Regions from separate parts of the Homo sapiens genome. Here regions 2 and 3 are each linked to region 1. A link is a loop called in an ENCODE intact Hi-C map of the cell type or tissue named here. Cell type or tissue: PC-9. All regions are shown on one strand.

Evidence for each region. A loop is a pair of places that touch in the nucleus more often than their neighbours do. Peaks named below come from ENCODE experiments on the same cell type or tissue, not always from the same donor. Only the 100,000 strongest peaks of a DNase experiment are listed, where the experiment ranks them.
Region 2: a loop joins it to region 1, with 3 times the contacts of the local background. A loop is called at or near these places in 1 of 110 quality-filtered maps.
Region 3: a loop joins it to region 1, with 2.2 times the contacts of the local background. A loop is called at or near these places in 1 of 110 quality-filtered maps.

Annotation. Positions count from the first base shown.
Region 1 is chr5:62,599,804-62,602,303 of GRCh38, reverse strand. IPO11 (importin 11) reads right to left here. Exons shown (of 30, transcript NM_016338.5): 29 at 456-540. IPO11-LRRC70 (IPO11-LRRC70 readthrough) reads right to left here. Exons shown (of 4, transcript NR_073584.1): 3 at 456-540. Among named protein-coding and RNA genes, the nearest start is that of LRRC70, 22 kb to the right of the region's middle. In PC-9, no CTCF peak of the experiment used is centred here; a DNase peak (open chromatin) is centred at 1,263.
Region 2 is chr5:62,523,501-62,526,000 of GRCh38, reverse strand. All of the region lies in intron 20 of IPO11 (importin 11), which reads right to left. Among named protein-coding and RNA genes, the nearest start is that of IPO11-LRRC70, 54 kb to the left of the region's middle. In PC-9, no CTCF peak of the experiment used is centred here; no DNase peak of the experiment used is centred here.
Region 3 is chr5:62,459,176-62,461,675 of GRCh38, reverse strand. All of the region lies in intron 5 of IPO11 (importin 11), which reads right to left. Among named protein-coding and RNA genes, the nearest start is that of IPO11, 48 kb to the right of the region's middle. In PC-9, CTCF peaks have their summits at 809 and 1,008 (motif pointing left); no DNase peak of the experiment used is centred here.

The DNA.
Region 1 (2,500 bases):
TCTGGTGAGAATTAGTGGTTTTTACAACAAGTTAGTGGTTAACTTAAGGGCATTTTTATAAAAGCCTGTGATGCAGATCAGCAAAAGTTCATGTGAAGATCTATAAAATAATAGGGAATGCAAGGAAATTTCAGTACATCTCCTCAAAACAGAAGAATAAACATTTCAACTTAAATAAGGTTTGCAGGTCACACATACCTTCCATAAGTAAAACACTAAATCATCTGCTCTGCACTAAGATAAGCAACAGTTATTTCAGATGAAAAGTTAACCTCAACTTTCTGTACTAGGAATAAAATGTATCTGTTTTAGGGTACACCTTACATTAATTCTGTAACATGGGATAGATGGATAGACATATAGCTGGATGGACAAATAGACCATAGATATTTCTGAACCTACAGAAAATGATAATATATGGTTCTTAATTTTTACAAGCTACTTTTATAACTTACCATCTTTTTCCTCTTATCTTGTTCTGTGGGTGGTTCTTCATCTTCTGTTACTTTTGGTTCCTCAAGATGAGACATCAACATACAGCTATAATAATTTTTTAAAAAACATGTTTTAAATAAAAATGTCTATAATACACTTAAAAATAAGTCCTTAAAATCACTAAGAACATGAATAATTCTATGTTCTTAGTTTTTCACACCAAAATGTGAGAAAAAGACTAGATAATTTAAAATTTAACAAAATTTTTGAATTATGAAAAGATATCTCACTATAAAAAGGGCCACACTAAAACATTTTAGAGCATTTTACTTGGGCATTTCAGTTAGTAATTTATTTATACGCCACTTCTGAAACAATGAACCATCAGCTGACAAAGTAATGCATGTATACACTTTATATGTTATTTAAAAATGACATAAACTCTTAAAATACTTATTTTTCCCCATAATTTTCACATCTACAGAATTTTATACATGCAATAATTTAAATATCACAAACATATTAATTATGTAACAATCTACCTTGTGTTCCAAATGACATGACTGTGCTATGAGGAACTTGTCCTGATAGCACTTGTACCTTCTGGGTAGTTATAAATCATTTTATTTTGAATATCTGCACCATGCTCTTTACTATTAGCAGAGGTAACAGAAACAGTTTCCTGTTCAGTCAACAATGGTTCCAGGGAGACCAGAAATCAACACTGTCTAGTGAATCAAACTGATGGAACAATCCCACTGTTTCCTAACTTGTAACAGGAGAATTCAGTAATTTATCAGCATGATCATAGGTTCCTAACCAATAAACAGTGGCAAAGAAAGTTTGGGTTCTCTTGTTTTGTAGCAAGTACAGGTGAAGGACAATTCCTGACTCAGCTGTGTAAACAGCTTTTAATACAGAACTAACACAGGTGCGGATACCAGAAAACTTGATCAGGCTCATTCTTGCAGTGGAAACAAGTGTCTTTCGTTTCTATTTCCTACCATTAAAAAAGCAATGTTTGGAGTGACTGCCTCTGATCCAGTCAGTGCCCACTGGTGGGATCAAAGAGTAAGAACCTTAGGCTAGAAATCAGAAGTCCTGAAAAACGGCAGGAACTCAATCCCTAACTCACTGCATGGCCTTGACCTGGGGCTGCAATGCTTTTGTCTGCCATGATATAATACAGTGTAGTACAAGTAGCTGGCCAATGGACTCTGACACAAAGTAAGAAAATTACATTACTCTATCAACCCAAAAGCTATTTAATAAAGTGAAGTGTCTTAAAAAGGTCTACATCCCAGTTTGTATTTTAGAACTGAATAATAATATGGGGTTTCTTTACACTAGCCAATTTATGTCTGTTGCAGACCTGAATTCTAACTGCAATGACTATGGATCTGCATGAAAGCATGCTTTATTCTGCATCAAATTCTTCCACTGCATTCCAAAATCTGTTAACTTACTCATATAGTGAATGCTCTCTGTTCTGCCTCCCTAAATTAAAAGATTTATCATATTAAGACTGGGCATGGTGGCATACACCTGTAATCCCAGCACTTTGGGAGGCTGAGGTGGGTGAATCCCCTGAGGTCAGAAGCTCGAGACCAACCTGGACAACATGGTGAAGCCCCTTGTTTACTAAAAGAAAAAATACAAAAACTAGCCAGGCGTGGTGGCAGGCTCCTGTAATCTCAGCTACTTGGCAGGCTGAGATGGGAGAAATTGCCTGAACCCACGAGGTGGAGGTTGCAGTGAGCCAAGATCGTGCCACTGCACTCCAGACTGGGCAACAGAGCAAGATTCTGTCTCCCCCACCCCCAAAAAAAGAAGATTTATCACATTAATATTAGAGTATACTCTGGAGTTACATATATACAGATTTTACTTCTTTCACTGACCAAAAACTAGACAAATAACAGAATACTGAAAAGCCCAAAGCTAAAACTGTCCTGCAGGAAAATTTCCAACTAAAAGTCAAATCTCATTTTGTTGATAAAGATTAAAGATAGACAATCACGCTTTACATAAAAGATACGTAAGAATTAACAGATTTCTAATAAAC
Region 2 (2,500 bases), 76 kb after region 1:
AGCAAAACAAAGTTCTGTTTATAATTGGAAAGGAAAAATTAAAAAATACTATTCAATTGCCTATTGGCAGTTTAAAAAATATATATGTCAAGGCTACATACATCTGTTCATTTTAATAGACTGCACATATAAGAAATATCTATTTTCCTCTCCCTGTCTCTACAGATGACATACTAACTTTGGTATTTTAAATTCTATAGATGCTTTCACCTAAATAATTAATCTAAAATGAACCCACCCTAAATGTTCATCAGTAAAGTAACCGAATTATGGAACAGATTCAAGAATATTGAAAAGCCATTAAAAAAGATTTTAGGGGCTGAATGCCATGGCTCATGCCTATCATCCCAACTCATTGGGAGGCCAAGGCGGGAGGACTGCTTGGGGCCAGGAGTTGGTGACCAGCCTGGGCAACATGGCAAGACTCTGTTCTTGAAAAACATTTAAAAGTTAGCCAAGCATGGTGGTGCCTGCTTAGAGTCCCAGCTACTCAGGAGACTGAGGCAGGAGGATCGCTGGAGCCCTAGAATTCAAGGCTGCAGTCAGTGAGCTATGATCCCACCACTGCACTCCAACCTACATGATAAAGCAAGAATCTGTCGACCTCCTCACCTCACACACACACACACACAAAAAAAAAAAAAGGATGGGAGGATTTGACACAGAATTTTAAATTTTCAAACAAATTCTTTTTAAAAGGTGCAGAAGTGTGTATAACAATTCCACATGTCAAAGAATTTTTTTAAATATCTAGATATCTGTATATGATATACACAAAAATGTTTCTGGAAGCAAACAGAAAAAACTGTTAATGCTTCTTAGATACAGGAAAGGAAAAAGGATGATGTTGGGATGAGGGCAAAGGTGTTTTTGTTATCTTTTCAACATATTTAAGAATTTTTGATAACATTTTTAATGAATCAAGAACACAAAGATGGAAGAAGAAGAGAAGTTTCGATCTAAAATTCTAGTTTGCTGAATTACTGTTAGGGAGGTTGATTCAATGTATTACACAGTAGGTATTTTGGAAGAAAACAAAACGGGTAAAAAGTCAATCTGTAAAACATAATAATATCTATAATTTCATGAACACAAAAAGGAAACCAAATAAATTACAAAATACCTCCTCACCTAAGAAGTAATTCAAATGTCAATATAATTCAAAGCAAATTACAATGCCACACAGTATATATGTATTCCCCTTTTGATGACACATACTACTAAGTTCAATTGTTGGGATTTTATCTGCAATTCTCCAGTGTACAATACATTATTTTTTAACTACAGTCACTGCACTGTATATTAAATCTCCAGAACTTATGTTAAATATAATTTTGTCCCTTTTAATAATGAAAAACCACTTGGAAGGCTTTATTAAGGAGTTTTCCAAAGGAAGAGAATTATGAAAATGCCATTATTTAACAGAGTAGTACATATTGGGCCTTAAAACTCACTTCAATTTCACTCTCCATAGCTCAATCTTTCATGAAACAAAAAAGAAAGAATATTAAGAAAAAAACAGTCAAGTTCATTTTGATTATCAGTAGACTTAAAATTTCCTTGGAAAATTTATCTACTTACTTAAATGTGTATTCAAAATATGCTAGCATTAGCAAAACTAACGTAAGCAATCGCTAAACACACTGCTTTCAAAGATTGTATAGAGAAATCCCACGTATCCTTCACCCAATTTCTCCTTACATCTTATGTAATTATAGTAGAATACTAATTCTACTATACTATATAACACACTGTCTTAATCAATGCTTGAAGAGATTCAATACCTTATAATTCTAGTGGCTAAAGAATGTGTCCAATCCCTGATATGCAGCTTTAAGTAAATGTAAGCACCCTTTGGGCCCACAGTAACTACAAGACATTGCCTACAATACTCTGAAAGTTCAAAAATGAATTCATCGGTTATTAAAATAAGAAAACTACCAGGAATAATTAAAGAGGGGAGAATTAATATTCTACTATAATTACATAACATGTAAGGAGAAATTGGGTGAAGGACACATGGGATTTCTCTATACAATCTTTCAAACGTCCTGTGAATCTATAATTTTTTCCACAGAAGAAAAGTTTAAAAAAAAATAGCATCCTCCAAATACCATTCTCAGGGTAGTATCCTTGGCTGTCTTCTCATGTCCCATGAACACACTGATGATATACAAATCTATCATATCTACAACAACTCTCTGAATTCCAAACAATCAACTAACTACAGCACATTATCAGCCAGAAGGTTATCTCAACTTCTAATACTGAACCAACTCATTGTCTTCCTAAAACACAGTTCTTCTTCCTGTATTTCCTAACTCAAGTGACATGAATCACTATCTACCTAGCGATAAATTATATCATGGCTACCTCCTGGTTCTTCTTCAAAGAAGAAGAAATATCTCCTAAATATTTTTCAAATCTTTCCCCTTCTCTCCATAATTCAGGTTCTCATCATCTTTTTTCTGATTAACAGTCTCCTAGTCTATTTGACCTT
Region 3 (2,500 bases), 140 kb after region 1:
AGAAACAATAGTATGGAAATTTAAAAACAAAAACCTAATAGTCAAGGACATCAGGCATCTCTTAAAGTTCTAATTCAAGACTCTCTAGCTAGCCTACGAAAGGTCTCTACACAAATGGCTGGAATGAAGAAGCAACGGCACTATCTTTCGACAAACAGCCTCTCCTTAACCAAACTTTAGTGAGGCTTTTCTGAATCTTTGTCCTAACTAGGCTTCTACTTTTGGACTTCCAAAATGTCTGTTCTTTGCGTCACCCAATTTTAGCAAGAAATCTTGCTATGTTGGTTTAGCCAGAATCCCCTATCCTTGACATTGATATCATCAATATCTCATCAGGTTGCTTTCGGCAAGAATCCTATTAGGTCAGTTTGGCCAGGAACCCCCTCTCATCCCTGATGATTCTTTTTAGTAATTTTCCATCCTCTCAACCCCCCATCCCCCCAACCTCCCACCCTTTCCATCCCTGCTCCTTGGCAATAAATTCCCACTTTTCCTTGTATTCAGAGTTGAGCACAATTTCTCTCCCCTACTGCAAAACCCCACTGCAGTAGTCCCATCTGAATAAAGTCTGTCTTATCATCCTTTACAAGTGTTTGAAAAGTTTTTCTTTAACACCTTTCAGCCCTTTACCTTTCAGTAAAAGCAGGGAGAGAGATAAAGAAAGAAGAAACAACAGGAATAAAGAAGAAACCACAGGAAGTAACCATTGCCAACTAATATATTCACAAGCCCTGTATACCTCCTATCTGCTCCAGAAAACACCAACTGATACATGCTTACAGAAGGCTCAGCTGGAAAAGAGTAAGTAATAAAGCAACCAAGTAGGAGAAATAAAAATATTTTTTTCTACATGTGATTCTAAAAATGTGGAGGGGGGAAGGAATATTCAGTGAGACAATATGCAAATAAACTGTTTAATGAAACATGTTAGGTACTAGTTCATGAAACCCCCAAATACTTAACATTTTCTATTTCTAAACCAGAAGAAACAGTGCCACCTACTGACTGTTTAGTGGCTGTAACTGAGAAGCCCAAAGCCTTGACTCCAAAGTATCAAAAGCTAACCATTACACACTAAGTATTTTAGCATTTCAAATATTCTTAAACTTTTTTAGCCTCAGAATTGTTGTCTTCATAATTTTCCCTTAAGAAACATTAGCACCAAAAAAGTTTTACATCAAAGTTCATGTATTAAATAATTCATCACGAATACTGAGACAAAAAATATTCGCTATAGATGCCCAAATCTGCTTAGCCTGAACCTAATCAGCAAGGTATATTAATCAACAAATGTAGGAGGCAGAGCATCCTACAAGACAACTAATCTAGTTTTTTTTTAACAAGTCAATGGCATTTTTAAGGGGGAGAGGGAGGAAGTCAATACTATTCAAAATTAAAAGATTTGTAAGACATGTCAAATGCACCTTATTCATTTTTCTGGCTCAAGCCACTTGTAAAAATGTGTTTGAGAACAATCTAGAAAACTGGATAAAAGTATTAAATGATATTAAATTACTTTTTACTTCTTCAGGATGATAAAAGTTAAATACTTAAAAAATAAATCTATCTTTTCACAGATAAATGTTGAAGAATTTAGTTAAAAAAATATTTAAATTCCTTTAAAATAGCTCAAAAAAAGTCAGAAAGCAAAAACAGCAAAATGTTGACTATTAGATCTAGGTAATAGTTACATGGCAGTTAATATTTTTCTTTACTTTTCCATGTTTTTAAAATGTATTTTCAATTTTAAAAACACCTGTATTCTTAACAATAACTAAAAAGGTTATTTTAGTAATAATCCGTTTTTTTGTTAATAAGGCTTAAGTAGGCCAGGTGAGGTGGCTCAGGCCTGTAATCCCAGCACTTTGGGAGGCCAAGGCTGGCAGACCATAAGCTCAGGAGTTCGTGACCAGCCTGGCCAATATGGTGAAACCCCTGCCTCTACTAAAAATACAAAATTAACCAGGCATGGTGGCACACGCCTGTAGTCCCAGCTACTTGGGAGGCTGAGGCAGAAGAACTGCTTGAACCCGGGAGGCAGAGATTGCAGTGAACCAAGATTGCACCACTGCACTCCAGCCTGGGTAACAGAGCAAGACTCCGTCTCAAAAAAAAAAAGGCTTAAGTATAAATTCGCTTCCACTTACCTATGACATAAATATATATTAAATTACCAAAATGTATCAAGCCAGAAGCTTTAGTAGGTACAAGATCTATCTCAAAAGCAATTTCCAGCCAAACTGCTGATGTCTCTCAACTAATATTTATTTATTTATTTATTTATTTTTGAGACAGAGTCTCAAAAATGTCAATGAAGGAATGTCAATGAAGGACATTCCTAAAGACCTATAGCATTTGTTACTTACATGCTTTTTAAAGTAAAATCTAATTTTCATTTTGTTTTCAAACCTGCCAGTGATATAGCTCAGGCCCAGGAGGGACACTGTGGCCCATCTTTCAGTTCCCTAAGTCTCTTATCCTAGCAACAGCCTTACGCCTC